Linked DNA regions of Homo sapiens: region 1 is linked to region 2. The links are chromatin loops, found by intact Hi-C in ENCODE. Cell type or tissue: Caco-2. All regions are shown on one strand. Each heading gives the region's core, and the rest is flanking DNA. Links, peaks and the distances in the headings are about the cores only. Region 1 overlaps CCDC180 (coiled-coil domain containing 180). Region 2 holds the start of LOC124902224 (a long non-coding RNA gene).

Region 1 (17,536 bases), core at 6,101-14,100, 120 kb after region 2:
TCTCCATAGCAGATAGGACAAAGGCCAGCAAGGACTATCACAGGAGCTATTATTTACTGAGTGTATTTAATCCCCTTAATAACTGTGAGAGAGTTACCATACTTAACTCCATTTTACAGATGAAGAAACTGAGGCTCAGAGAGTTAGTCATTTGGCCTAGATATCCAGGACAGGAAGCAGTTTGATCCCAGATATGAATCCAGACAGACCCTGTAACTCCAGAATCTTGCACCAACCACTATGCTATCTGCCTTATGACTAACCAGAAAAAAAATTATCTGTCCAACTGATTGGGTTTGCATACTGAAGGATAACATGCATTCATAAAAGTATGAAAATCATAAGTGTATAGCTCAACGAATTGCCCAAATATGACACAGTTGATACCCAAAGCCCACAAGAAATAGAACCATTACCAGCCCTCAAGTGTACCCATCCCAAGTCACCACTCTCTCTTCCCCAAAGATAACAAATATTATAACTTCTGAGTTTATTTTGCTTATTTTTTCACTTTATCTAAATTAAGTCATACAGAACTCACTCTTTTATTATGTTTATGAGACATATATATTATTGAATGTGGCTAGGGTTCAGTTTTTATTTCTGTATAGTATCCCGTTATAAAAAAATGTTATCCATTTTATTAATCCATTTTACTGATACACATTTGGTCTTTCCAATTTGGGGATATACCAATAATGTTGCTCTGAACATTCTTGTACAAGTCTTCTGGTGAATATATGTATATGTTTCTGTTACATATAGAACTAAGAGTGGAACTGTTGACTCACAGAGTGTGTGTGTCCATATCCGTCTTTAGGAGATAGAGCCGAAAGATACTACAAGGAGTTTTCAAAAGTGGTTTTTAACAGTTTTACAGTTTATAACAGCATATGAGAACTTCAATCGCTCCACAACGTCAGTGGTATTGTCAGTGGTTTTTATTTTAGCTGTTCTGATATAGTTATAGTGGTGTTTCATTGTGGTTTTAATATGTATTCTCCTGATGAGTATGATATTGTATACCTTTAAAAATACTCATTGGGCCATTTGGTTATCTTTTTGGGAAATGCCTAGCAAAATCTTTTGCCTATTATTTTTCTGGTCGATTTTCTGTCTTTTTTTTATTAATTTATGGGAATTAATTATATATTCTGTAGCCGGGCATGGTGGTGTGTGCCTGTAATTCCAGCTACTCAAGAGGCTGAAGCAGGAGAATCGCCTGAACCCAGGAGGCGGAGGTTACAGTGAACCAAGAGAGTGCTGCTGCACTCCTGACTGGGAGACAGAGTGAAACTCCGTCTCAAAAAAAAATTAAATTATATATTCTATATAAGGCTTTGTCAGATAAATAAATGGCAAATGTTCATCCCCTCTCTGCACTTGCCTTTTTAAACTCTCTTTCAAGGTGTATCTTTTAATGAACAGAAGTTCTTATTTCTAATAAGGTCCAATTCATCAATTTTTAAATTAGGGTTAATTTACTTTGTGCCTTACCCCCAAGGACATGGAGATGTTCTCCGAAGTTATATATTTAAAATGCTATTGTTTTCAACTTCCATATTAACATCTAAAATCCACCTGGAACTGATTTTTTGTTTACGGTGTGAAATAGGGGTCAAGATTCACTTCTTTCCCATACAGATAACCAGTTGATCCTGGGTCACTTAATGAGGAGACTCTCCTCTCCCCCACTGCTCTGCTACGTGTCTTTTCTAGTTCTCTATGTGTCTATCCAATGACTTCACGCTGCTTTATTACTACAGCTTTACATTAAGCCTTAATATCTGATAGTGTAAGTCCTCCACCTTTAGTCTTCTCCTTCCATTATTCTTGGCTCTTTGTATTTCTACATAATTTTTAAAATTAGCTCAAGTTTCCATAAGACATCTGCTGCGATGTTGTTTCTTGTTATTGCATTGAATCTATAGATCAGTTTTTGGAAACTGACATCTTAACAGTACATGGCCAAAAAAGTACCATACATTTTTAAAAGGAAGAAATGATAAGCTGAGAAGCAACATTTGCAACTCACATCAAAGTCAATGACCTTCATGTCCCTAGTATATGAAGAGCTCCTAGAAATTGATTTGTAAAAAAAGAACAGCTATTCACAACAGAGAAATGGGCAAACGACATTCATGGACAGTACACAGAAAGAGAAATTAAATACTCTTGGGGTTTTTTGAGGCAAGGTTTCACTGTCGCCCAGGCTGGAGTTCAGTGGCATGACTCACTGCAGCCTTAACCTCCTGAGTAGATGGGACCATAGGCGCATGTCACCATGACCAGCTAATTTTTAAAATATTTTATAGAGATGGGGGTCTCACCATGTTGCCCAGGCTGGTCTCGAACTCCTAGGTTCAAGCAATCCTCCTGCTTCCATCTCCCAAAGTGCTGGGATCATAGGCATGAGCCACAGTGCCCAGCCTAAATAATCTTAAGCACATGAAAATATGCTCAGTCTCAATCATAATATAACAAAATTGTCAAATTTAGACGTCTGACAATACACTCTGAGACTGTGGAGAAATAGGAACATTGCTGATAAGAATACAAATTGCCTTCTAGTGGAAAACAGTTTGGCCATATCTGCCAAAACCACAAATGTATTTTAACCTTTGATTCAGCAATTCCAGTTCAAGGTCATTTATCCAAAGAAACAATTCTACATCTGACATACATAATGTCCTCCAGCAGTGGTATGGTTAAAAGAGTAATGGTCCATTTACACAATGAAATGCAATGTAGCTGGGAAATGAAATGAAGAATGAGTGAAAGGGGGAAGCACTTTGGGTCTCCATATGGAAAGACCTCTCATGGGTCATGATTGCTGGCAGGGCTGACCCTGGCTGGTCTCGCCCTCAGACTTCGAGCTGGCTTCTTCGAGCACCTTGAGAAGTGGTTTGACCAGTGTTCCCTCAACACCCGGGTCACCGTGGCCACCAAAATCAATGAGCTGGATTCAGAACTGGAGCTGCATCTGCACCTGCACCAGCCAAGAGCCCAGCAGATTGAAAAAGACATCCACAACGTCAGGGCAGGTACAGATGCTGCCTGGGAATGTCTGCCCTGCCCGCAGCCACTCCTTCAGCGTCTGCTCCACCGCGGCTCCATGTTCATTAGCTGCCCCAGTTTGTACCATGCAATGTTTAGCATGTTCTCATCACACCATGGAAGATGTACATGAGGGTTCGCACCTCTGAGGCTTGCAGAAAAAGGTAGTACTCCAAATCCTTCTGTGAGATTTTTTTCTCATTTCCATTTTTTTTTCAAGAGGGTGTTATAGTTGAAAACAAAGAGTGTTGTACTGTTTTAGCTCTTGGAACCCAGATCTGCTCATACACCTGTCAGATACACACCTGCATGGTGGATGTTCTAGAGGCAAGCTCATAGCTCAGGGAGTTGAAGCTCTCAGTTTCAACTCCTGTGACCGTGTGACCCTATACAGCTTACCTGACCTCTCTGACTCCTCTCTCACCTGCAGAAGGGGTTGATAGAAGTGTTAAGGAGGTGGTGATAAACCCTTTTAAAATGGTATAGTAAGGAATCATGAGCACCTTGTACAAGATACAGCCTCCAAAAGTGGTAGCCATTATTTCTACTTTATCATTTATCATACTTAAAAATACATGCATTTCACACCTATGTGGTGGACTCTGTTAATGCGGGGCGGGGGGGGGGCATGTTTTCAGTAGGATCCTTCAATGACCTCTGTTGGTTTTTCACCCAAATTATACTCCAACTCCTTCAAAGCCCTTTAGAGCTATCAGAGAGCCCCATCACTAACCCATGCAAACTCCTATTCCTGGAGCAGGGAAAGAGTTGTGCAAGTTGACAACTGGCCTTGAATCCCAGCGTTTGTGGGCTCAGGCAACTTGTGTGGCATTTGGAACCTCATTGTTCTCATCTGGAAAATGTGTGTGCTAAATGCACTGAGGAATAAAAAGGATTCTATGTGCACTGAGTAAAAGCTCCCTGAAGGCTGGCTCCATTTCCTTCCCACGGCCCCTGACCCAATACACAGTGTGGAAAACAAGGCCAGAGAAGCAAAGTCCCAGCATCTCACCATTCATTTTTGGCAGAGCTGAGACCACAGCACTTCCACAACTTCAGATGATAGTGGGATCAGATGGGAGGTGGTCGGGGTCGGGGGGGTCTAGGGACTCTCTGCTCATTTAAAGGCCCATGATGGAGCTCTGGAAGCCCAGTCCTTGTTCTTGCCACTCTACCTTGGAAGACAGTTGGAATTCAGGCTCACTGGACATAAGTATCCGCTGATGTTAAGGAGCAAACTCAGACTGCTCAGTGCTGTACTTGCTGTTACCCACCAGACCCTCTCACCTAGATCTCAGCCCTCCCCAACACCCCCTGCCCATCCTGCCTGCTACTCAGCTGCTTCCCAGACTCTCCATCTTCCTGGCTGTGTTCCCTCTGCTCCGGGCAGGGTGTCTCCACAAACAGGAGCTCCCTGCTCATGGCCAGGCCTCCTCTCCAGCCCAAGCCCTGATGAAGGCAACAGGGGCAGGACAAGGGGCCTTGACCTGAATTGTTCCTGTTCTGCAGCTGGCCTGGAAGAGGCAGCAGGCGGGCCTTGTTCCAGGAAAGCAATGTGCTGAGGTGAATCGGGTCCCCGGGGCCCCAGCTCTCTTAATCCTTTTTCAGCCGAGCTTTTGCTTCATCAAGAGCAGTTGGACAGCCACTGTGCTGGGGTGACCGAGACGCTGAAGAAGAAGCGGCTGATGTTCTGCCAGTTCCAAGAAGAGCAAAACGTGAGGAGCAAAAACTTCCGCCTTAAGATCTATGACATGGAGCACATCTTCTTGAATGCCACCAGGAGCCAAAAGTAAGGGGTCCTGGGAGTCTCCACCCCAGCCATGTGGCTCTGGAATCCCAGTTCGGCTGCTGCTTTCAAAGGAGCCCCCCTCCCTGTAGACACAAAAGCAGAAGGCACCTCCAGAGCCTTCTTTTGAGTTAAACTCTTCAAGAGAGTCAAGTCAAACTCTGTGTGGAATATTGCTTGGGAGGGCAGGGAGTGAGCAGCCAGAGAGCAAAGTATATGCACAGGCAGCATGCAAGGGTGCACACCATGTGCTATGAAATATCAGTGGTGGGGAAGACCACTTCCCCTCAGGAAAAATCAGGGAGGGCTTCCTGCAGGAGGCAGCATTGAAGATGAACTCAGAGGAGCCCTGAATGGAGAAAGATGGGAGAGGGTTGAATTCCACAATCAGTGAAAGAGCACTGGCCCAGCTCAGTGTAGGAGCGTGCTCAGGGCAGAGCAAGGGGCTCCAGAGAGGCCATTTGGGTTATGAGATGGAGGCCTCAGGCAGGTCACAGGGAGGAGACTGGCAAGTGTCTACGCAGCCATCAGGCACATGAGGGACAGCTGTTTCTGGTGGACTTGGTTGTAAAGAGGACACTCGCAGGGCACTCTTTTGGGGTATCATGGGTGCAGGAGCCACCTTGCTGGGGGTCAGACACAGCCCATTGGAGCAGGGACAAAGATCCAGTAGGATCTTCTGGGATTCTTTCACCAATTTGATGTGCTCTGATCCAGCACACCCAGAATGTGTCCTGCAGACACTGGAATTTTGAACTTCCTTCTACTGCCGCTTTTGCTACCCAGAGAAGCTGTGCAGCTGGGCACTGCTTGTGGAGCCCAAATAGACTCCCAGGTTGTCCTCCTTTCAGGCCCAGGTCACCACCCTCCCCTCTCATGCCCCCCAAACTGGTCACCCATCAGCGTTGTGCCCCCAGGAAGGTCACCTATCACCACCTGCCCCTCCCATGTCCCCAGGATCCTCACCATCACCACCTGTCCCTCCTGTGTCCCCAGGCTGGTCATTATCGTGACCGGCCCCTCCCTTGTCCCTCAGGCTGATCACCATCACCACCTGCCCCTCCCTTGTCCCCCAGGGTTGTCCCCCATCACTGTCCTGTTCCTCCTCTGTCTCCCACAGGCTGGTCACTCTCAGCAACACACTGCACCAGGAGTTGCTTAGCTATGTTGATGTCACCCAGGTGTCCCTGCGCAGCTTCCGGCAGTACTTGGAGGAGAGTCTGGGCAAACTCCGCTACTCAAATATTGAGTTCATCAAACACTGCAGGTGGGAGCCAGTGTCCAGGGCCTCTTCAGGCCACCTGAGTTTCTCTATTGGGATGTGGTCTTGTTTCCCCCTTAATTTTTAGTTTTGACAAAATAAACGTAACATCAAACTTAACATCTTAACCATTTTTAGGTGCACAGATCAGTGGCATTAAGGATATCCTGGTTGTTGTGCTACCATCACCACCACTGGTCACCAGAACTTTTTCATCTTCCCAAACTGAAACTCTGTACCATTAAACAAGAACTCCCCATTCCTCCTTCCCCATGGCCCCTGGCAACCACCATCCTCCTTTCAGTTTCCATGAATTTGAAACCTCTAGGTACTTCATATAAGTGGAATCATATATTTGTCCTTTTCTTGTCTGGCTCATTTCATTTAGCATAATATCTTCAAGGTTCATCCATGTATCATGTATCATGTGTCACAAAATCATTCCTTTTTAAGGCTGAATAATGTTCCATTGTGTGTATATATCACATTTTGTTTACCCATTCATCTTTGATGGGCATTTGGGTTGTTTCCATCTTTTGGCTATTGTGAATAATGGTGGTAGGAACATTGGTGTACAAATACCTGTTCAAGGTCCTGGTTTTAGTTATTTTGGGTATTTCCTAGAAGTGGAATTGCTGGATTAAATGGTAATTCTATGTTTAACTTTGAGAGGAACCATCATACTGTTTCCACAGCAGCTGCGCCATGTTCATTCTCACCAGCAATGCACAAGGGTTCCAGTTTCTCTACATTATCACCAACGCTTGTACTTTCTGGTGTTTTTTGTTTTTTATAATAGACCTGTTAATGGGCGTGAGGTGTTTCTATGTTGTGGTTTTGATTTGCATTTCCCTGACGATTAATGCTGTTAACCTTTCCATGTGTTTATTGGCCATTCTTTCCCCTTATTTTTACCCCTGCAATCTTAATCCTGGATGAAAGTAATCCTAGATTTAGTCTTTGACATTTTTGAAAGGCTATATTTATTTTTTAAGGCTTATGCTATTTTAAAAATCACAAATCTTTTGATCATTAGAGCATAATCAAACACAGATTGTATATAAAGTACAAAGTGGAAGCCCTCCAAAAATATATTTTCTATGTGCCTGTACTTATGTATACATGAGCAAAAAATTGTTAGTTTTGTACAGAAATGGAATCCTAGTATACATGCTGACCCACAGCCCCCCACTACCAGCATCACCAAATCATGGTGATGTAGGGAATAAAGGAACCTCCTTTCCACCCCTGAAGTTTCAACAATTTGAGCCAATAAAACAAGGCCAGGCACAGTGGTTCATGCCAGTAATCCCAGCATTTTGGGATTCTGAGGCGGGCGGATCACCTGAGGTCAGGAGTTCGAGAGTAGCCTTGCCAACATGGAGAAACCCCGTCTCTACTAAAAATACAAAAATTAGCTGGGCATGGTGGCAGATGCCTGTAATCCCAGGTACTTGGGAGGCTGAGGTAGGAGAATTGCTTGAACCTGGGAGGCGGAGGTTGCCGTGAGCTGAGATCACACCACTGCACTCCAGCCTGGGAGACAGAGTGAGATTCCATCTCAAAACAACAACAACAACAACAACAACAACAACAAACAATAAAGACGATAAACAGATTAACGGGAAACCAATTTATTAACATGCAAGTGTGTAGGTGTCACACAAAGTTTGAAACTCAAACAAAGACCAGGTGGTTGAAGCTTAAATAGCCTCTTCATACGAGAGTGAGAAATGGGAGATGTAGGAAATTTTAGAGGAAGGGTAAATGATGTTTAGGGGAGATTAATGGACCCAAAGAACAGACAATAGCCTGGGACCAATTCTGTCTGGGCTCTGGGTGTGGTGTCAACTCCAGTCTTCCTTCCTACAACTATGCATCAGTTTCTCCTGGTTGATGAGATATCTGGGGAAGGGATTCACAACAGTTGAATATCTTCTGGAGGATCCAGCCTTTAGGTAGACAGGTGAACTTTAGAGAAAGCTCTTCCCTGCATTTGCTGCTCCCCAGGTACTCTCAGTTTGAAGTTCAAAGCAGCACATTTTTGGTTTCATTTTCTGAGCCCCAAGAGTGGGCACCTTCCATGTCAGTATCTGCAAAGCTTGCATTTGTTTTAAATATTATTAAGATTTTTCTGATTATAAAAATAGAATTTTAAAAGAAAATTTGGAAAGTAGCGAAAACTAGAACTATAATTTGACATGTTAATCATCTCTACCTTGCTTATCTCTGCATGTCTTGTATATTTTAGCTTCATTCTAGCTAATTTCTTTATATTATTCTTCCTAGTCACTGATTCACTCTGTAACTGTGTTGAACCTTCTGCAAATCTATTCATTGAGTTTTCAATTTTAATTATTATAGTTTCCATTTGTAGATATATACATATACGTATGTATATATATATATATACACACACACATATACATATATATATATACACATATATACGTATATATATATTTGAGACAGAGTCTTGCTCTCTCACCCAGGCTGGAATGCAGTGGCACAGTCTCCACTTACTGCAACCTCCACCTCCTGGGTTCGAGCGATTGTCCTGCCTCAGCATCCCGAGTAGCTGGGACTAGAGGCATGTGCCACGATGCCCAGCTAATTTTTGTATTTTTAGTAGAGACACGGTTTCACCATAGTGGCCAGGCTGGTCTTGAACTCCTGACCTCAAGTGATCCACCCGCCTCGGCCTCCCAAAGTGCTGGGATTACAGGTGTGAGCCACTACTCTCTGCCCATTTATAATTATATTTGATACTTTTTCAAAACTGCCTGCTCCTTGTTCATATTTTGAAGCTTACTTTTTATTCCTTTAAACATCTTAAGCCTAGTTATTTTATAGTCTATATCTGATATTTCTAATATCTAATGGTTTTTGGGAGGTCTGTTTCTGTTCTCTATTGTTTTACTGTTTCTCATGCATGGTATCTTGTATCTTGATTCCTTATCAATTTTTAAAACTACGAGTCACTCATTTTCCTTGGGACTTTATGGGTGGCATTCTTTGAGGCCTGGACTGGACATTGCATTCCTTCAGAGAGAATCCTTATTTGTTTCTGCTGGGTAACCAGGGAGCACTACCTACCCAGGACCAATTAGAATTCTCTGCTTGAGGTTTTTTGGGTCACTCCAGAGAACATGAATTCATTTTGTAAATGTATGTGAAGTCTAGTTTGTGTGATGAATTTTCAGGGGACAGAGATCTTCTTTCCTCTTTGCCCTTGGATCTAGACAGGCAAGAGTCCTGGTATCTGGTGGGGTTCGTTTCTTCCTCAGTCTTACAATGCAAATGTTGTCCTCTGGATCCAGCTCTAGGCTATCCCTTCACCTGTGCAGTCATCAAGACTGAACCTCCAAGTCTCTGGTGCAAAGTCTTGGCTTCTGGTGCTGCCCACATTCCAAGCTCCCCTTCTAGTTTCACTTCATCTGGAATTCTTTTTTTTTTTTTTTTTTTTGAGGTAGAATCTTACTCTGTCAGCCAGGCTGGAGTGCAGTGGCGCAATCTCGGCTCACTGCAACCTCTCCCTCCTAGGCTTAAGAAATCCTTCCATCTCAGCCTCCCAAGTAGTTGGAATCACAGGCACATGCCACCACACCTGGCTAATTTTTTTTACTTTTTTAGAGACAGGGTCCTGCTGCCCAGGCTAATCTTGAACTCCTGGCCTCAAGTGATTTTCCTGCCTCAGCCTCCCAAACTTATGAGCCACTGCGCCTGGCAAGTTCATGTGGAATTCTTACCTTTATACAGTTCCAAGAAAGCTATTTTTATTTCGAATTTTGTTTCAGTTGGGTCTGTTAGAGTCTCCAACCTGATGAACTGACAAAAATGGAAATTCTGCACTATTTATGAATCCTACTCCTGTCCTTAAGCTATCTGTGTTCATTTTCCCACATCTTGAACTCTAACCGGAAGCCTAGATTAAAAGTGTGTGTCAGCCACAGTATTTGGGATAGATGAGAACTCTTAGGTCTGATCTGTGGCTTTTATTTGTCTTTGATTATTTTCAGATTGTTTTCAGAGGGAGGCAACTTTTCTCCTAAAGAAATCAATTCACTGTGTTCCCGACTGGAGAAGGAAGCTGCCCGGATAGAGTTGGTTGAAAGTGTCATCATGCTCAACATGGAGAAGTTGGAGAATGAGTACCTGGACCAGGTAGGGCCCCCAGCCAGGCCCCAGGCCAACCGGTTCCACAGTATCCCTTGCTCAACTCCCTCTGAAGGGAGGGCCAAGCCCTCCATCCAACCATTCACTGGGCCTGTCCCCCTCCTCCTTCAGAGTCCAAAAGGTCCAAATTAAGCCCCTGTCCTTTACCCTTTATCTCTCTGTACAGGCCAATGATGTCATCAACAAGTTTGAAAGCAAATTCCATAACCTGTCTGTGGACCTTATTTTCATAGAGAAAATCCAGCGGTTGCTGACGAATCTGCAAGTGAAAATCAAGTGCCAGGTAGGATAGATTCATTCTTCATCAAGGATCTTTATCACACACACCTGCACACCAGGCACTGTCCCCGGTGCTAGGAGGCCATTGTGGTCTCTGTCCCGTGTGTGGGACTTGCTCTCCAGCCAGGAAGACAGACACAATCTTTTTTTTCTTTTTTTCTTTTTTTTGAGACAGGGTCTTGCTTTGTCACTCAGGCTGGAGTGCAGTGGCGTGAACACAGCTCACTGTAGCCTCAACTTCCTGGGCTCAAGAGATCCTCCAGCCTCAGTCCCACAAGTAGCTGGGACTATAGGCACACGCCACCATGCCCAGCCAATTTTTTCTATTTTTTGTAGAGATGGGGTCTCCCTATGTTGCCCAGGCTGATCTTGAATTCCTGGGCTCAAGCGATCCTCCTGCCTCAACCTCCCAAAGTGCTGGCATTACAGACATGAGCCACTGCGCCTGGCCAAAAATAAAATCTTAATAACTGCTAGTGTTTACTAGTTATTGAGCACCATGCATCCTGCTAAGCAACTTATTTTGATTAGCTGTGTTAGTCCTCACAAGAACTATAGGAGGCAAGTACTGTTTTTATCTCCATTTTAGAGATAAACTGAGGCAGTATTTTAGTGACTTAGGTAGGAACACAGAGCTCTTAAAGGGTAAAGTCAAAATGTGAACCCAGGTCTGACCGACACCAGAGCTTATGGCCTTAACCACAAACAGGCCATCTGTGCAACAGAAGGAGAAGGTGGCTGCGTGGGGATTGAGGGGCCAGAGGACTTAACCTGGGCTAAGAAAGTGGGGATTCCAGAGGCTTGAGGGAGAAGTAGGAACCAGCCAGGTAGGCGGTGGGGAGTGAAGCATTCTGGAGAGATGATGGAGAAAATCCAGGGGGCTGGAGCCCAGGACTGCAAGAGTGTGAGGGAGAGTGGGGAGCTCTGTGGTTGGAGAGCACCAGCGGGCAGACAGTGGGGGCCTGGGAAGGGTTCGGGTGGGGCTGTGTGCTCAGGGCTGCACTTCGAGGGTGGGGGTCCTGGCTGCTGACCACAGAAAGGCTGGAGGTGGGTAGGAGTGAGGCAGAAGTGTGAGGCTGATGGGGAGAGAATCATGGCCTGGGCACAATGTCAGCAGGGACACATTCTGATTCCAGAGCTGAGTGGAAGTGGGATGGGAGGGACTTGGGGTACACTGGAAATGAAGGGCCTGGGTTATCTGCATAGGTCAATGCCCATTCAGGGAACAATGTTTGAGGGCCCACTAGGACTAGGACAAGCCGAGGTGAGGACAGACTTGTCTTTTGGGAGTGGCAAGTGCAGTTCGATAAAAGAAGTGTTTGCTGGCATCTCACGCTCTGAGATAGGGACTCCAGACCCAGCTTCCTGCCCATTTCACCCCAGGAAGCATTTAATTCATCCATCTGTGAAATGGGAATCATAAAAGCAATTCCTAATATTATGGCACCGATAAAGGAGCTGATATGTGCTAAACTCATGACATAGTCCCTGGAGCATAGTGAATCCTCAGTAAAGGCAGGCTCTGGTGGAGGCCCCAGATGAGCCTCTCAGGACTGGCTTCCAGTCATTCCAGAAGGAGCAGGAGGCAGCTCCAGGGAGCAGAGCCCACGGCTCCAGGGCATGTCACCACACTCTTGTTTGAGGAGTATATTCCTAATGGGCCTCCAGCTGGTGCTGGCACTGATTCTTTTTTCTGAGCTAATATCTGGGGACTGTTCACAGTGTACAGGGGTTGCATTTCAAAATATCTAACACCTGTGATAAACAAAATACATTTCCATCATGGACAATACTGGGAATATAGAACAAATACAAAACAGAGAGTAAACCATAATTCTGCCACATAGCATAACCCCTGTTTAAGATTTCAATTTATTTTTTGAGTATTTTTCCTATACATGAAAAGATGGGGATATGCCAAAATTGGCTGTTTGCTATTTATACCAGTTTTATAAGCTGTATAATCTTTAAATATTCTGCAAAGACACTATTTTGATGGCTTCTCTGTCATGGATGTGTTGACATTTTTACTTAAGCATTCCTTTCTGGAGGAACATTTGGTGAATTTTGCTTCTTGTTATGAAAGGTGATGCTGTGAGAGGTGCACTTGCCAGGACAGTCTGACTGCATCCTTCGGACGCCTCCTGGAAGCCACAGTCCTGGGTCAGAGCATGACCTTTCTACGGCTCTCTAAGCTTTCCAGGGAGTTTTTACAGCCTTGGCTCTGCACTGCTGGAGCAGAGCCTGTGCACTTGCCAGGACAATCTGACTGCATCCTTAGGGTGCCTCGTGGAAGCCACAGTCCTGGGTCAGAGCATGACCTTTCTATGGCTCTCGAAGCTTTCCAGGGAGTCTTTACAGCCTTGGCCCTGCTAAAGCAGAGCCTGTCCTCCCAACTCCCTCACCACACTCTGGGGTGCCAATTTTGCTTGAACCTTACTTACTTGAGAGGGGAAAAAAATCTTTTTAATTTGTATCAATGTCTGGTAAAACTGCATATTTTTCCCTGATTTCATTTTTTTCAGTGCTTAATCAGTTTCTCAGATGGTATGTTTCACAGAATGTTTCCCAGATCACAATATGTATTCTAGAAACAAAATCTCGGAACCTCTGGTTTTCTAGGTGGCAAAATCCAATTCGCAAACAAATGGATTAAATTTCTCTCTGCAACAGCTTCAGAACAAGATAAAAACTTGTCAAGAGTCCAGGGGAGAGAAAACCGTAAGTGTTCAATAGATTCTGCATGTGAATAATAAAGATATATCATGCTAAAGTCATAAATGTGAAATAAATTTACCTGTGTGTATAGGATTTCTCCAGCACAAGGTTGGCGGGGTGGGGGGACATCTCTGAGCCTTCCTACTTAACCCCTGTTTCATGGAATGAAGAAAGGAACAAAAGAGAAAGCAGCCACTGTTCACCTCCAACCCCTCCCAGGCAAGCATGGAGCAGCGTCTAGTGTTGGGGGAGGCCTGAGTCTGGCTTCCTCTGACCTCACTCCCTTGGGATGTCACCAGGTGTCCCTTGCTGTAAGGAGAACTCAGTCCTAGATGCATGACAGAAGCAGGGCCCTGCCCCCTGAACAACCACTTTTTGTTTGACTTTCCACTTGCTTTTTTTTTTTTTTTTTTTTTTGAGACGAAGTCTCACTCTGTCACCCAGGCTGGAGTGCAGTGGCACAATCTCAGCTCACTGCAACCTCTGCCTCCGGGTTCAAGTGATTGTACTGCCTCAGCATCCCAAGTAGCTGGGACTACAGGCACCTGCCACCATACCCGGCTAATTTTTGTATTTTTAGTAGAGACAGGGTTTCACCATGTTAGCCAGGCTGGTCTCAAAACTCCTGACCTCAAGTGACCCGCCCACATCAGCCTCCCAAAGTGCTGGGATTACAGGTGTGAGCCATCGCATTCGGCCTCACTTGCTTCTTTTGATCGTAGCACAGAAACTGGTTTTCTGTGTTTAAAGTATGAAAAGTCAGAATTGGAACAGTTTGTGGAGAGCGTGGTTCCAAGCGTTCGCCTGGCTCTGATCCTCAGAGCAGGTCTCTGGTTGTCTATGTGCTGCTTTTTCTGCCATGAGTGCACGACTCTGTCCCCCAGTGAATGACAGCACACCCTTCAATGATGGGGGACATCGGGAGTTCTCTTCCTGGATCTACGGGTTCAACTCCGGGCAAATGACTTAAACTTGCTCAACTCAGTCTCCCCTGGCCTGTCGCCCAGGCCACACCAGGGAACCATTCCTCAACAGTCCAGCCAGGTGCTCCCAGAACCAGACACCCCAGCCTGAAGGTTCTGGAGTGGGAAGCTTTCTCCTCACCGTTCTCTGTCTTTTCTCTACCATTTCAGTGACTCTGAGTTGCAGTTCTATTATTAGCACTGAGAGGATGTTTATTTTTCTGTCTTTATTGCTTTTTCTTATATAGTTTATTGCATGACTCTTGAAAAAAGCGTAAACACCCACAAAGCATAGTTTGCAGAATAAATGTCCCTCTCACTATTCTCATTTTGCACAGAGGCACTGTAAACCCTGTTATGTATATGCATGCACTTGTTTCTACACATCCACTGAGATTACTTGCCCTGCAGTGCAGTTGTGCAGAGGAAGGGTGGCTCCTATATTTTGCCTGTGACTTGCCTGATCTCCCTTATGAGCCCCCTAATGAGGAGCAGGGGGAAGATGAGGTTAATCAGCTGTAACTCTTCAACAGGCTCTTTAAGGCAGCTCTACCTCTCCAGAACAGAAACGTCCAGTCTCTCACATCCTCGCCTCCCAACCCCTGCTCTGTCCTCTCCTGTTAGGGTGTTGGGTGGGTGCCAGGGGCTTGCCCAGCCTCCCAGCCAGGTGAGGATCATGTGAGCATGGGTGTGCGGGCATTCCTGTGTTGACAGAGGAGGCTGGCTGGACAGTCTGCAGAGCGGTGATTAGGGGACAAGAGTGATGCCTTGAATGTGTGGCGAGAGGGAAGATCCTCACCGTTGCATTCCTGCACACCTGTGGGGTGCTGCTCCGAGAGGGTGCGTGTTAGACATTGCCATGGAGGTGGCCAGATCACTCTCCTACACACTCCTGCACACCCTTGCCACCTGCGTCAAATGTTTCCTTCTAAACATAGAATGTGAGAGCCAGAGGAGATCCTAGGGAATATTTTGTGTCCCCATCTTACAGATGGGGAGAACAAGTTGAGCAAGTTTAAGTTATTTGCTCAGAGTTGAAACTGTAGATCCAGGAAGAGAACTCCTGATGTTCCCATCAGTGAAGGGTGCGTTGTCCTTCACTGTGAAGTGAAGGCTGCCTAGCAGAGCCAGCCCAGCCTTCCCCACTCCCCAAGGGCCTTCCCTGCATGTGAGGAGCCTCCATTAAGCCAAGAGGTATCCTCATCAGCCCAGCCCCTGTTCCCGCACTTCCCACAGAATCTACCCACCCTCCTGCAGTCTGCTTCCTTGGGGCTTTCTTCCTCCCTTTTCTCACCAGACAGTGACCACAGAAGAACTCCTCAGCTTCGTCCAAACTTGGAAGGAAAAACTGAGCCAGAGGATTCAGTACCTTAACTGCAGCCTGGACAGGGTGTCCATGACTGAACTGGTCTTTACCGTAAGGAATGGGATAGGGTGGCAGGAAAGGGTGGGTGAGCTGTTGTCTGGGCTCCCAGGAGACCTGCAGGGCTCAGTAGAGCCAAAGGGAAGAGGGGACTCCCAGGCCTCCGCGGGACATCAGGCTTACTGAGATGCTGTGGAAAGATCACAAGCTGTGAAGTCAGAGCTGGATTCTAATCCCCAGGGGGCCACTTCCTTGCATTGGTCTCAGAGGAGACCCCTCAGCTCCTGGCACTACCTCACCTGCTCCATCAGGACCCTCACTCACCCTATCCACGGAATCTCAAGCCAGTCCCACCTCTCAGCCTCTTCCTTCCCACCTGCACCCAGGGGCAGCCCTGGCTTCTCCCCATGGCACCCCCAACACCTCATCCAGACCCCTGCCTCTTGCCCACCTGATGCCCACATCCTCTCACATCTCCCATGGTCCGTTCCCCGAACATGGCCAGAAGAGGCTGGTCAGACCATGTCACTTCCCTACCCTCGGGGCAAAGTCCAAACGCTTTCACTGGACACACAGCAGCCTCCACGGCTTGTCCTCCATGCCTCTTCATCCCTCTCACTCCGCCTAAGATGTCACTCCCCACCAAGCCTCCTCTCACCTCCTGGTCTGGGTCGGGGTCTCCCGGCCCATAGCACCTCCCACTTCCCCACACGATGGGGTCTCCATTTCGGTTGCTGTCTGCCCTGAGACTGCAAGCCTCTATGGGCAGAGCCTGCATCACCCCCACCCCTGCCCACACCTCACATTGGGCTGAGATGCTCAGCCAACTTCCAGGGAAGGGCCTGACAGCCAATGTCTGCAGAGTAGAGCACTGCTAGGCCCTGCTCTCACCACCAAGCCTTGACCAACCTTCCTTCCATGGGGAGGCCCTTCCCACCATGCAGCCAGCACTAGGCATCCATCTCCCTCTGGTGGGGTGTCCAGTAGCATGGGGCTCCAAGGGTCTAGCGTGAAGGTATTGAGTGACTAGGAGACTTTGAGTGAAGGTCTCCCAGGACTTCACTCAAGGGACTGACAGGCCATTGCTAAGATGAGACTCAGAATGAAACAGAGAACAGCCTAGGTGCTCACCATGGGCGCCAATTCCACACTTTCTCTAGGAGCCTGCTCAAGGGGAGCTGACCACTCACTCAGCCTGGCATTCACTCCTCCATCCATTTGGTCAAAAACATTGACCGGGCACATCTGCAGGTCTAACTTCAATCTCACAGAAGATACTGGAACTTTTCTTTCACAGCACTGGTCCCAGTTTTGGAGAAGCATTTATTGGTATAAGTGCAAGTTAAATGTCTGTCTTTTCTGACTAAACCACAAGCTCTGAGACAGGAGGGATCATATATGGCCTCTTGGCCCCTGTGTTCCTAGAACATGGGCAGAGACTTGTGAAGAGCAGGCACCCGGGAAAATTTCTAAAGGCATGAATAAACGGATGAATGAATGAATGGCTCTGTAAGGGAGATCACTTTACAGAGGAGAAAATAGTGGCTCAATGAGGTCAGCTAGCTTGCCTGCAGCCACTCCACTGAGGCAGGGTGGGAGGGAACATGAATTCGGCCTGCTGCCTCGCTGGCACCTGGGCTGGTCCTTACACCCTCAGGCCCTTCTCTCTGGCCTGCAGAACACCATCCTGAAGGACCAGGAGGAAGACAGTGACATCCTGACATCTTCAGAAGCCCTTGAAGAGGAGGCCAAGCTGGACGTGGTCACCCCTGAGTCCTTCACCCAGCTGAGCCGCGTGGGGAAGCCCCTGATTGAGGACCCAGCTGTGGATGTGATCAGGAAGCTCCTGCAGTGAGTGGCCCCAGGGTGCACCTAAGGCTCTGCCACCCCTGCCCCTGGCCCTGGACCTTCAGGGACCAGCTTTGGGGCCCCAC
Region 2 (14,268 bases), core at 4,687-12,686:
TTAAAAGTTTGAAATCATACAAAATATAATTTACAACCACAATGGAAGAAACAACAGATAAATAAGTGAAAACTGGAAAATTCACAAAAATGTGAAAATTAAACAATACAGTCTTAAACTACCAGTGAGTGAAAAAATAAATCACAAGCAAAATTATAAAATATCTTGAGACAAAATAAAAACAAAACATACCAAAACTTATTGAATGCAGTGAAAGTAGAGTTCAAGGGAAAATGTATGGATATAAACAACTACATTTAAGAAGAAATCTCAAATCAATATCCTCATTCTATACCTAAAGGCAATGGAAGAAAACAAAAAAAGACTAAATCCAAAGCTAGCAGAAGGAAAGAAATAATAAAGAGCATAATTAGAGCATAAATCAATAAAATAGAATGTTGGAGAGCAGTAGAATAAATAAACATAGATTATTTGAAAGATCAAGCCTTTCACTATATTGACTGAGCAAAAGATGGAAGACTAATTATTAAAATAATAAATGAAAGCAGAGCCATTACTACCAACTTTACAGAAATACAAAAGGATTACAGGAGTATACTGTGAACAACTGTCTAACAACAAATTAGGTGCCCTGGATGAAATGGACGAATTGCTAGAAAGACACAAACTACTAAAGTGGTTCAAGAAGAAAGAGAAAATCTGAATAGACCTATAACCTAAGAGATTGAATTAGTAATCGAAAGCGATTAACAAAGAAACATTTATGACCAAATAGCTGCATTAACTGGTGAGTCAACCTAACATTTAAAGAAGAATTAATACCATTTCTTCTCAAAGTCTTCTGACAAAATATGTGAAGAAGGAATACTTGCTAATTCATTTTTTGATAATAGCATTATCCTTATACCAAAGCCAAGGAGAGCACAAAAAAGAGAACTACAGCACAATATCCCTTATGAATATATAAGCAAAAATCTCTGCAAAATACTAGCAATACTACCAAAATACTAGCAGCAATACTGTATAATCAAAGGATTGTAAACTATCACCCTGTGAGATTTATCCCCAAAATGCAAGGGTGGCTCAACATATAAAAAAATCAATCAGTATAATGTACTGTAACAGTAAAATGAATACGCACATGATTATTTCAATTGATGAAGAAAAAACATTGATGAAATACAATACCCTTCTATAATAAAAATACTCAATAAACTAGGCATAGAAGGGAACTTCTGCAACCTGACAATGGGATGTATAAAAACCCAACAGTTAATATCATGATCAATGATGAAACACTGAAAGCTGTTTTCCTAACACCTAGAACAAGACAAGGATGGTGCATTTGCCACTTGTATTCAACATAGCATTGGCAGTTCTACCCAGAGCAATCAGGCGAGACAAAGAAATAAAAGGCATCTAAATTAGAAATAAAAAATAGAAGTAAAATTATATCTACACATGATCTTATGTGTATAAAGCTCCAAACAAAACACAAAACCGATTATAACTAATAAAAGAGGCAGGATGCAAAACAAACATATGCAAATGAGCTATATTTCTATATAGTTGTAAAGAACTATGAAAACATTTAAAAAATTCCATTTATAATAGCATCAAAGAATAAGTTATTCAGGCATAAATCTAATCATGGTGGTATACACAAAACTTTGCTGAAAAAAACTAAAGAGAGTGGAAATAACTGGAAAGACATTCTGTGTTCACGGGTTGTAAGACAATATTGTTAAGATGACAATACCATCTAAAGTAATCTACAGATTCAATGCAATACCATCAAAATCCCAAAGGCATCTTTGCAGAAACAAAGAAACTCATTCTAAAATTCATACAAAAATTCAAAGGATCTGACAGACAAAAACAGTCTTGAAAAAGAATATTGGAAAACTCACATTTTTCAGTTTCACAACCTATTACAAATCTACAGTAATCAAGAGAGTGTGGTACTGGCATAAGACCAATAGACTTTTAGACCAATAGAATAGAATAGATTTGAGATCCTACAAATTAGTCCTCACATATATGGTCAATGACTGTTCAACAAGGTGGCCAAGTCTAGTCAAGGGAGGAAAGAACAGTCTCTTCAACAGCTGGATGTCAGTGCACAAGAGAGAAGTTAGAACCCTACCTTGCAGTATATACAAAAATTAATTATAAATTAATAAAAGACTTAAATGTAAGGACTAAAAATATGTAACTCTTAGAAGAAAACACAAGGTAAACCTTTATGACCTTTGAGTTTTAAGTGTATTTTGAAGTATGACAGAAAAGCACAGATAACAAAAGAAAATACTCATAAATTAGATTTAATCAAAATAAAAAACCTTTATGCATCAAAGGATACCATCAAGGGACTGAAAAGACAACCCATAGTATGTGAGAAAATACGTATCTGATAAAATCAAAGTGTGTATCTGATAAAAGCTTAATATCCCACAACTCAACAACAGAATTTCTAACATCCCAATTAAAAAATAGGCAAAGGACTTGAATAGACATTTCTCCAAAGAAGATACATAAATGTCTATGAAGGACAAGAAAAGATGCTAAGCACCATTATTCATTAATAAAATGCAAGACAAAATCAAAACGAGATGCCACTTTGCATCCACTAGTAAGGCTTTCATAACAACGACACAGAAAATAAATGTTGCTAAAGAGGTGGAGAAATTGGAGCCCTCGTGAACTGACTGCTAGGAATAGAAAATGATGCACTTGCTGTGGAAAACAATTTGGTGGTTCCTCACAGAATCACACAGAGAAACAGAAATTCCACTCCTAGGTATTATTCACACACAAAAAAATTGACAGCAGGGTCTGGAACAGATATTTTTACACCCAAGTTAATTGCAGCGTTATTCGTTATAGCCAAAAGGCACGGACAACCCGTGTCCATCAACAAATGAATGGATACACAAATATGATACATAAATAATAGAATATTATTCAGCCATTAAAGAGGATGAAGTTCTGATACATGCAACATGGGTGAAACTTGGAAATATGATGCTGAGTGAAGTAAGCCAGACACGAAAGGACAGATGTTGTATGATTCCACTGATATGAAATATCTAGAATAGGCAAATTTGTGAAAATAGAATGAAGATTAGTGTTTCCCAGAGACTGGGGAGAGGTAGCAATGCTGGGTTATTGTTTAATGGGTACTTTATTTCTGTTTGTGATAGAAATGAAGATGCTGGTTGTACAAAACTGGGAATGTACTTAATGCTACTGAATTATATACTTAAAGTTAAAATTTTAACACAATTTAAAAATTTAAATATAGATCTGAGAATTCCTATATCCATTTTTATTTAAAAGTTATTTGCTCAATTGCCAAATATTAAGGTTTTTCTGAATATATTTTTGTTATTGACTTAATTTAGTCCTATTTTGCTCAGAGTACAAACTGTCTATGATTTAAATCCTTTTATATTTATTGAGAATTATTTTATGGTCCAGTATTTAATCTATCTTGATTAATGTTCCACATACACTTGAAAAGTAGATCTGATGATCGTCACCTTTACTCTGTTGATATCTGTTTCACACATTTTGAAGTTTCACTAGGTTCACCCATTTAAGATTGTTAATTTTATGAACTGGCCTATTTTGATTATGACTCGACACCTTTATCTTTGGCAGTACTCCTGTTCTGAAGACCACTTTATCTAATATTAATATGGGCATACCAACTCTTTTAGGATTAGTATTTGCATGGCACATTTACATCTATACTTTTGCCTAAATGTTGTGTCTGTATCTAAAATGTGGTTCTTGTGAGCAGCATAGTGTTGGGTCTTGTTTATTTATTTATTGTTTAATCTCATCTGAAAATCTGAACTTTGAAATTGAGATATCCAGTCCTTCTATATTCATGTATTAGAAACAGGGTCTGGCTCAGTCACACAGGCTGGGCTGCAGTGGCATGATCATAGCTCATTGTAACCTTGAACTCCTAGGGTCAAAAGATCCTCTCACCTCAGCCTCCTGAGTAGCTAGGAATGCAGGGATATGGCATTGTGCCTGGCTAATTTTTTATTATTTAAATTTTTCTTTTTTTGCAGACACAGGATCTCACTATGTTGCCAGGGCTGGTCTCAGACTCCTGGTCTCAACTCATCTTCCCACCTCAGCTCCCAGAGTGCTGGGGTTACAGGCATGAGCTATGAAGGCTGGGCCCTTTTATATTTAATGTAATGGTTGAAATGACTAGATTTAAGTGTACCCTGTTGCTATTTGTTTTCTGTCTCTGTTTCTTTTTTTCTCGATTCTTCCTTTAGTGTGATTATTTTTTAGTCTTCTGTTTTCTCTCTTCTGCTGGCTTTTTAGCTATATCTGTTTGTTTCAATTTTTTAAATTGTTAGCTGAAAGATTACAATACGTAGGCCAGACGTGGTGGCTCACACCTGTAATCCCAGCACTTTGGGAGGCTGAGGACTGCAGATCACATGAGTCCCAAAGTTCAAGACCAGCCTGGCCAATATGGTGAAACCCTGTCTCTACTAAAAATACAAACCAATCCAGGCGTGGTGGCATGCTCGTGTAATCCCAGCTACTTGGGAGGCTGAGGCATGAGAATTGCTTGAACCCAGGAGGTGGAGATTGCAGTGAGCCGAGATCACACCACTGCACTCCAGCCTGGGTGACAGAGTGAGACTCCGTCTCAAAAAAAAAAAAAAATTACAGTATGTATCTTTATCACAGTCTACCTTGAGTATATATATATATATATATATATATATATATTTTTTTTTTTTTTTTTTTTTTTTTGAGACGGAGTCTCGCTCTGTTGCCCAGGCTGGAGTGCAGTGGCACAATCTTGGCTCACTGCAAGCTCCACCTCCCGGGTTCGCACCATTCTCCTGCCTCAGCCTCCCGAATAGCTGGGACTACAGGCGCCCACCACCACGCCCAGCTAATTTTTTGTGTTTTTAGTAGAGACGGGGTTTCACCATGTTAGCCAGGATGGTCTCGATCTCCTGACCTTGTGATCCACCCATCTCGGCCTCCCAAAGTGCTGGGATCAGAGACGTGAGCCACCGCGCCCGGCCTGAATTAATATTTTAACACTTTTGTTAAAGATAAGAGCCTTAAAATGGTATAATTCCAATTACTCTCCTTTGTCCTTTATGTTAGTTTTGTCACTTATTTTTTTTCTGCATGTTTGTTGTGAGTTATCAGGAATTAGTGTTGGATTTTGCCAAAATTCTTTTATGTCTTTTGACATGATTCTATTGATTTTCTACTTTATTTATTTATATGATGTACTATGTTCATTGTGTTTTAGATAGTAAACCAAATTTGCATTACTAGTATTAATTCCAGAGACATGTAGTGTATGATCGTCTTACATACTGTTGGATGTAATTTGCTTCCAGGCTGTTAAACATATTTGCAGGTAAACTTATGAGAGACATTGTTTGGCACTTTCCTTTTCTTCTGATGTCTCCATCCTGCTTTGGTATCAAGCTAATACTGGCTTTCTAAAATGTTTTGGCATATCTTCTCTTCTGTATTTGCTGGAAATGTTTGTGTATGACTGATATACTTTCTTCCTTAAATGTTAGATGGAATTCATGGGTTAAGGCTTCTAGCACTACACTCTTCTTCAGAGGGAATATGTTTAATTACTAATTCAATTTTTTTTTACTTTATATACATCTATTAAGATTTTCTATTTGTTCTTTAGTCAATTTTGCTACTTAATGTCTTTGTCGGAATTTGCTTATTTCATTTATGTTGCTAAACTTGTTGACATTAGTTGTTCATCATAATACCTTAAATTCTTTTAAAATTTCTGTTGAATCTGTTGTGAGGTTCTATCTTTCATTCTTTTTTTTTTTTTTTTCTCAGACAGAGTCTCGCTCTTGTCACCCAGGCTGGATGCAGCATCCTGCTACTGGATATGTAGATAAAAGAGAAGTATTACATCTTTGAGATATGGAATCAACCTAAGTGCTGCTCTAAGCATACAAGTGCAGGTATCTTTTTTATATAGTATTTCTCCTTTATGTATATATCCAGTAGCAGGATTGCTGTATTCCATATCTTTACAATAGCAAAGATATGAAATCAATCTAAGTGTCCATCAATAGATGATTGGCTAAAGAAAATGTGGTATGCATACAGTGGAATACTATTCAGCCATAAAAACAATAAAATCCACAGTAGTCTCATGTAACAAATCTGCACATGTATCCCTATGTCTAAAATAAACTTCAAAATTTAAAAAAGAATGAAATCATGTCTTTTGCAGCAACATGGATGGAAATGAAGTTCATTATCTTAAGTAAAATAACAGAAACAGAAAGTCAAATACTGCATGTTCTCACTTATAAATAGGAGCTAAATAACACATACTCATGGACACAGAGAGTGGAATAATAGTCATTGGAGACTCAGAAGGGTGTGTGAGTGAGAGGGGTGAGGGTTGAGCAATTTCATAGTGGATATAATGTGCACTCTTCAGGGAATGTTTACACTACTAGTCCAGACTTCACCACTACCCAGTATGTCCATGTAACAAAACTACACTTGTACCCCTTAAATGTATACAAATACAAATTAAAACATGCATGAGAGAGGACCTTAATTTTTCTTTTCTCTTTCTCTCTTTCATTCTTCTTTTTGACAGAGTTTTGCTCTTGTCACCCAGGCTGGAGTGCAGTGGTATGATCTCGGCTCACTACAACCTCTGCCTCCCAGATTCAAGCGATTCTCCTGCCTCAGCCTCGAGAGTAGCTGGGATTCCAGGTCTGTGCTGCCACTAAGTAGAGACGGGGTTTTAACATGTTGGCCAGGCTGGTCTTGAACTCCTGACCTCAGATGATCTGCCTGCCTTGGCCTCCCAAAGTGCTGGGATTACAGGCATGAGCCACCGCGCCTGGCCAAAATCAGTTATCAACTAATTTTCAAACATGTAACTAGCAGGGGTCCCAGTAATGGGGGGACCATTATTGCATGCTTTGAAATTTGAGGGTCTCATTCTGCTGATTAATGTCTAGGCAGCAAAAAACAAAACAAAAAGCAGTACAAACCAAAAAAGTCTACGATGCCTATCAGGGAATGTTTAAGGTTTGTACCAGTGTTTTTTTTTTTTTACGGTGTGCTTGACACAGAATTTTGTTTTACTTGCTGGGCAGGCTGTGATCTAATTGCCTAGTTGTGACCAATTTTTCCCTAGATGCATAAATTTTTTTCTGAGACTGGCAGACCACTAAGGGTCACCTTGCCAGCCTGTGTACCAGTTAATTAATCCTTACCCAAGAGACTTTTTCTTCCAAGACTTTTTCCTCCAAGACTGTCCTAATAGTTTATTAATTTTTTTTTTTTTTTTTTTTTTTTTTTTTTTTTTTTTTTTTAGACAGAATCTTGCTCTGTTGCTCAGGCTGCAGTGCAATGGCACAATCTCGGCTTACTGCAACCTCTGCCTCCCAGATTCAAGCAATTCTCCTGCCTCAGCCTCCTGAGGAGCTGGGACTACAGGCGTGCCCACCATGCCCAACTAATTTTTGTATTTTTTCTAGAGAAGGGGTTTTTTGCCATGTTGGCCAGACTGGTCTGGAACTCCTGACCTCAGGTGTTCCACCTGCCTCGGCCTTCCAAAGTGCTGTAATTGCAGGCATGAGCCACCACACCTGGCCCCTAATGGCTTTGAAAGGGTTGACTCATGCCCGCCTTTATAGAAAGTAGATTTTGCTCTCAAGAAACATTTAGGGCCAGGCGCAGTGGCTCATGCATGTAATTTGGGAGGCTGAGGCAGTAGGATCCACTAAGGCTGGGAGATCAGGACTGGCCTGGGCTATATAGTGAGACCCTGTCTCTACAAAATACAAAAAAACAAAAAATTAGCCGGGTGTGCTGGCATGTGCCTGTAGTCCCAGCTGCTGGGGAGGCTGTGGCAAGAGGATCACTTGAGCCCAGGAGGCTGAGGCTACAGTGAACTATGATTGCACCACTGCACTCTTGCTGGGGTGACAGAGCAAGACCCTGTCTAAAAATATGTATATATTTTACACTAGTTCCTTATTAATTTTTAAAATATGATTTTCTGCAGAATCCTGGCAATGTCTTTTTTTAAATCTATGGACATGAACACATAACATTCTCACTGATTCTCTTAACATAATTAATTGTATTAATGGATTTCCAAGTGTTGACTCTCACTTGCATTTCTGGCACAAAAGGCAGTGGATTATGATGTAATGTTTCAATGTGCTGACACAATGGCTTCTAATATTTAAAAGTTTACATTTATATTCACACGTCCTATACTTTTGTAATACATGGCTCAAACCAGGGTAAGATCTCATATCACCTTTATGCACCCTTCCTGAAAACTATTGGGAAGATTGACTAAGACTTGAATAGTTTAGGTAGCGTCAGGTTATCAGTTAGTTTACTAGTAGAATTTCTCTCTGGATCATATGAACTTGGTGCTTCTGTGTATATGAGGGACTCTGATAAATGTCTCTGTTTCTTTTATAAATATTATACAATTTAGAATCTCTATTTCTCTAGGGGTAAATGTTAATAAAATATATATTTATAGAATATATAACATCTACATTTGATTGTTAATTTACATTGGAATGCCCAACATTGTTCCCATTTATTTTTCATATCAGTATTTGACTTCAAGTTGCTGTTTGCACTGTAATCTGTTCACATATCCTTCTCAAGTTCCTCGCATGATCCCATTTCTCTGTTCACAGTGAAATAATAGTTTGGCTCAGGAATCTGAGGATTAACAGAAAATTGGGTTTTCTGTAGGGGACCATCTCAGGAAAGCACAGACTCTAGTAAGACGCGTGTGCTCTGCTGCTAGCCCCTCAGTCTAGACTCACCCCTTCCTGCTCCCTCCCTAGGAGCCCCTTCCTGTTGCCTCCAGGGATTATGGAAAGCAAGAGCCTCTGCCAAACACTCTCATCTTGCTAGAGATGCCCACTAGAATGTGGGGAAAAGAAAGCGAGATCAGACTGTTACTGTGTCTATGTAGAAAGAAGTAGACATAAGAGACTCCATTTTGTTCTGTACTAAGGAAAATTCTTCTGCCTTGAGATGCTGTTAATCTGTAACCCTAGCCCCAACCCTGTGCTCGCAGAGACATGTGCTGTGTTGACTCAAGGTTTAATGGATTTAGGATTATGCAAGATGTGCTTTGTTAAACAAGTGCTTGAAGGCAGTATGCTTGTTAAAAGTCATCACCACTCTCTAATCTCAAGTACCCGGGAACATAATATACTGCGAAGGCTGAAGGCCACAGGGACCTCTGCCTAGGAAAGCCAGGTATTGTCCAAGGTTTCTCCCCATGTGATAGCCTGAGATATGGCCTCATGGGAAGGGAAAGACCTGACCATCCCCCAGCCCGACACCGGTAAAGGGTCTGTGCTGAGGAGGATTAGTGAAAGAGGAAGGCCTCTCTGCAGTTGAGATAAGAGGAAAGCATCTGTCTCCTGCTTGTCCCCGGGCAATGGAATGTCTCGGTGTAAAACCCGATTGTATGTTCCACCTACTGAGATAGGAGAAAACCACCTTAGGGCTGGAGGTGAGACATGCTGGCAGCAATACTGCTCTTTAATGCACTGAGATGTTTGTGTATGTGCACATCAAAGCACAGCACCTTTTTTTAACCTTGTTTATGACACAGAGACCTTTGTTCATGTTTTCCTGCTGACCCTCTCCCCACTATTACCCTATTGTCCTGCCACATCCCCCTCTCCAAGATGGTAGAGGTAATGATCGATAAATACTGAGGGAACTCAGAGACTGGTGCCAGGGCGGGTCCTCCATATGCTGAGCGCCCGTCCCCTGGGCCCACTTTTCTTTCTCTATACTTTGTCTCTGTGTCTCTTTCTTTTCTCAGTTTCTCATTCCACCTGATGAGAAACACCCACAGGTGTGGAGGGGCTGGCCCCCTTCATAGAAAATTGTACTTGTTTTTGGTAATTGGTAACTGGGACAAAGTTTCTTGAAATATCTTTAGCTCCCCAAATATGCACTGTCATTGTTGCCGCAGGTGAAATGCTCATTGCAGTGCTGCAAAAAGGTGAGGTCACAGGACACAAACCCATATCTGAGACCTGGATGCCTTCCTCCACGCACTCACCCACTGGCTGTCCTGAGCATCACCCTGCACCTATTGTCACAGCAACAAGGGAAAAATCAGGTGAGTATTTTCTATTTCAGTCTAGAAGGCATAGCCTGCAAAGGAAGGAAGTGTGCTGGGAGATGGAGCAGGGTCTTTTGTCTGGAAAACGGAATTCTGGGCTAGAAACTAAGTCGGTGCCAACGCAATGCAGGGAAGGGGAAATCATCACTGGGTCGTGGGCTGCACTCGTGGAGAAGGAATGGAGGTCAAGACCATAAACCAGCCCCTAACTGCTTCTCATTTAATGTAATCCTCACTGTTCATCATTGTTGGTTTGAATAAAGTCATGAAATCTTTTTTTTTTTTTTTTTTTGAGACAGGGTCTCATTCTATTTCTCAGGCTGGAGTGAAGTGGTGCAATTGTGGCTCACTGCAGCCTCGAATACCTCAGCTCAAACGATCCTCCCACCTCAGCCTCCTGAGCAGCTGGGACCACAGGCATGTGCCACCACACTCAGCAAACTTAAAAAAAATTTTTGTAGAGACAAGCTCTCCCTATGTTGCTCAGGCTGGTCTCCTGGCCTCAAGCAATCCTCTTGCTTCAGCCTCCCAAAGTGTTGGGATTATAGGCGTGAGCCATCACATCCAGCCTATTTTTAAGTTCTCTAATATAATTTGGAAATTAATTTGCCCGCTGCCCTGTCTTATCTGCATGAACATTTCCAAGATTTGTAGAGGTGTTTCTATGACACCTCCATGCCTGTGATCATGTATAAGATGTAGCTGATTGAATTATCTTATTCTGTTCAGAAATAGTAAATATAGTGTTTTCAACAACTCTGTGCATAGAATATACCAAATGGAGACCATAAGTGTGTCATGACAGAAAAAATCTATTGTCTCTTTATTATGGTGAGACTCTTTTCCCTCATTAAATCAGCAAAGAAAAGTAACTGAATTTAGCTTTTTGTGTTAGAAAAAAACATTATGCTCCTCAGCAGTTTTCAGAATTGCATTATTTTTTATCTTTCCTCTTGTTTAAAAATGTTTTCATGTCATCCCCAGGCTCAGTGCTCATTTTGGGTCAATGTATAATCATTACCTCCAGTTTTTCTTGTGCATAATGGACTTGAGTTTTAATATAGTGAACTGTTCTGACATTGAAATACTATATTTGATATTTTCACATTCTCCAGTCCTCACTTTTTTTTTTCTACACTCATGGTAATTTAGTTTCTCCTCTGCAATGCTTTCCCTCCTACTCGTTTTCCTTCTCCCTTGCTTAGCACACGGTCATTCCATTATGCCCTCCTTCTTGGTTAAGATGGAAAAGAACCTCCTCTTTTAATTCCATTTGTGCATTTAAGAAATTCCATTTGGTTGTATATAATTATTCTTCTAAGATTATGCTAAGATCAGACTATCTATATTTTACTTGGATCTCTGATCACTATAGATGATATTTGCCTATAAAACAAGTATTGGTGTTTTCAATCACAATCAAAAAGAAAAAACTCAAAACGATTCTTTTAAAAACTCACAAGAGGTACAAAAATATTTTTTAAATACATGGATTGTCTTAAAAATTATTTCTCTCTGTTGCTACGACAGCATAGTGGTCAAGTCCATTGTCAGCTTCTGACACTGCCTCTTACAAGGAGGTGACTTTGGAAATGTCATTCAGCCTTCCTGTGCCTGAGATCGCCTCACCTGTCAAATGGGAACAATAAAGCACTTCAAAGAATTGTTGTAAAAGTTCTATGTAAAACACTATTATAGTACTCTTATGCTAGGAATATATATCTATACACACATATATTTTTATAGTGAAACTCTCAGGAAGAGGAAAATGAAGTTTAATAGGAAATTAATGGCTTGAAAACAATGGTAAGTGGGAAAGAGTGGCTTTCAGTTGCCATGGTACGACAGGCCTCTTGTTTCCATGCCAGATCCTCTCACTCTGAATAGGATGATCAGTCATTGAAAAAAGACAAATGGCCTCCAGGGATGTGGCAATAGGAATATGATCTTCTTATCTCAGACCACAGTAGGATTCCTGGGCAATTGCTTTCTTCATCACCATTATAGTTATTTATTTCACCAGATGCACATTAAGGTCCACAGATCTGATTCTGCAGCACCTGACTGTAGCCAACTCCTTGGTCATTCTCTCTAAAAAATGCTCCATATCCTTGTCAATGCTTGGTATTGGAAATCCTTTTAATTTAAGTCATTCTGGTGGTAGTTTTGGTATCTCATTATAATTTCAATGTCCATGATACAGCTATTTTTTTTTTTTGAGACAGAGTCTGACTCTGTTGCCCAGGCTGGAGTGCAGTGGTGCCATCTCACTCACTGCAACCTCTGCCTCCCAGGTTCAAGTGATTCCTGTGCCTCAGCCTCCTTAGTAGCTTGGATTATAGGTGTGCACCACCAAGCCCAGGTAATTTTTGTATTTTTAGTAGAGATGGGGTTTTGTCATGTTGCCCAGGCTGGTCTCCAACTCCTGGCCTCAAGGGATCCACCCACCTCGACCTCCCAAAGTGTTGGGATTACAGGTATGAGCCACTGCACCCAGTCATGACATAGCTATTAATATAGAACTTTTCATGTGGGCCTATAGGTCAATCTAGGAATTCGCCCTTTCAGAGGCTATTCATATTTATATGCATATTGGTGCATGGCAGGGGTTGGTGTATACACCTTGGTGTATGGCTGAGCCATAACTGGAGCATACCTGAGAATTACCCTATTCTAAGTGTGTTTGGAGTCCCAGGCTAAGGAATCCGGGAGTAGCCAACACTGAGATTCACTACTTATCTATGAAGGACAGCCATATCCCTGCCCCATCCCTTGGAACACAGGCTGTACAGGTGATCGAGGCCCTTTGTTTTGGGTTAAATGGAGATTGCTAGAAGGAGGGTTCTAAGTGAAAATGCTATATGCTATATGGACTACATGCTTTTTTTTTTTTAATACGAACGGTAGTATTTCTCCAGGCCAGCCCACCACCACTGGACCACCCCTGTATATAACTCCTGAAAAAACCTTGTTTCCTTCACTGGTTCTGCCTCTCTTACAGTGCCATCCCAATCGGAATCAATGGGGATCCGGAAGGACAATTGGCCATTTAGATAACATTTGAAAATTAACCAATGTAATTGGTTACATTGTAACATTATTATTAAAATATTATTTTAAAATTATTATTATATAACAGTAACATATTATTATTAAAAATACATATGAACATTTCAATAAAGGCAGAAAAAGCACTTGATATTGAATGCTTTCCTCTTGATTTTACAACCAAGACAAGGAAGTCCATTATCACTATTTCTATTCAATAGTGGACATACTAGCCAGCAACAAAACTAAAAGGTATAAAGATTACAGGAAAGTTAAACCATCTCTATTCACAGATTGGAAGATTGTAATCACATAAATTCCAAAAGACTCTGTAGTCTTTTTGTCCCTTACAAATAATAAGGGAACTTAGCAACATGCTTGAATATAACATCAATATGTAAAAATCAATAGCATTTCTATATTCTTACAACAAACGAGAATATAAAAAAATAAAATGCTATTTAACATCGCATTTAAAACACTGCTCAAGAATAAATCTAATGAAATATATGTTTGATCTCTATACTGCAATCGATCCAAGCACAACTTGGATCCAAACATTAAGATATAAATATGTGTACAATCTACAAAATATTACCAGGAAAAATTAGAGGCCACTTAAATAAATGGTGGGAAATAATGATATTAATGGATTGAAGGACAGTATTGTTAATATACTAGTTTTCCCCAAACAGATCTACAGATCCAACGCAAGCCCAGTACAAATCCTAGCAGTTTTGTTTTTTTTTTAAACTGACAAGCTAATTCCAAAATTCACCTACAAATACAATAGCCTTAGAATAAGCCAAAGCAATCTTGGGAGAATAAAGTCACAGGACTTCAAGACTTATTATAAAGCTACATGAATTAACACAGTTTGATAGTGGTATAAAGTTAGAAAAAGACCACTCCCTCCAGCTCCCCATTCTGCCCCCATCCCTGGAAGGCGCTGGCAGCTTTCCCCATCCGATCTGCATGGGTCAAAGGGCGCTGACGGAGGGCCTGACCGACCGGGATGGGAAACAAAGCGGCCCTGAGATCACTTTCGGTCTAGGAAGCCCACTAAG

What was found. Peaks named below come from ENCODE experiments on the same cell type or tissue, not always from the same donor. Only the 100,000 strongest peaks of a DNase experiment are listed, where the experiment ranks them.
Region 1: a loop joins it to region 2, with 2.7 times the contacts of the local background. A loop is called at or near these places in 1 of 110 quality-filtered maps.

What each region holds. Positions count from the first base shown.
Region 1 is chr9:97,344,446-97,361,981 of GRCh38, forward strand. It overlaps CCDC180 (coiled-coil domain containing 180), which reads left to right. Exons shown (of 37, transcript NM_020893.6): 20 at 2,869-3,044; 21 at 4,666-4,846; 22 at 5,964-6,110; 23 at 10,124-10,268; 24 at 10,447-10,563; 25 at 13,182-13,280; 26 at 15,537-15,656; 27 at 17,281-17,453. It overlaps SUGT1P4-STRA6LP-CCDC180 (SUGT1P4-STRA6LP-CCDC180 readthrough), which reads left to right. Exons shown (of 45, transcript NR_036529.1): 31 at 10,124-10,268; 32 at 10,447-10,563; 33 at 13,182-13,280; 34 at 15,537-15,656; 35 at 17,281-17,453. Among named protein-coding and RNA genes, the nearest start is that of MIR1302-8, 10 kb to the right of the region's middle. In Caco-2, for the core only: no CTCF peak of the experiment used is centred there; DNase peaks (open chromatin) are centred at 9,516, 10,326 and 13,586.
Region 2 is chr9:97,223,202-97,237,469 of GRCh38, forward strand. It overlaps LOC124902224 (a long non-coding RNA gene), which reads left to right and starts at 6,695. Exons shown (of 3, transcript XR_007061684.1): 1 at 6,695-6,735; 2 at 10,001-10,150; 3 at 11,684-11,816. LOC107987025 reads right to left here and starts at 3,910. Exons shown (of 1, transcript XM_047424315.1): 1 at 1-3,910. It also overlaps the pseudogene ANKRD18CP and the pseudogene VN1R52P. RefSeq lists an enhancer at 8,959-9,556. In Caco-2, for the core only: no CTCF peak of the experiment used is centred there; DNase peaks (open chromatin) are centred at 9,350 and 10,050; H3K4me3 peaks cover 934 bases.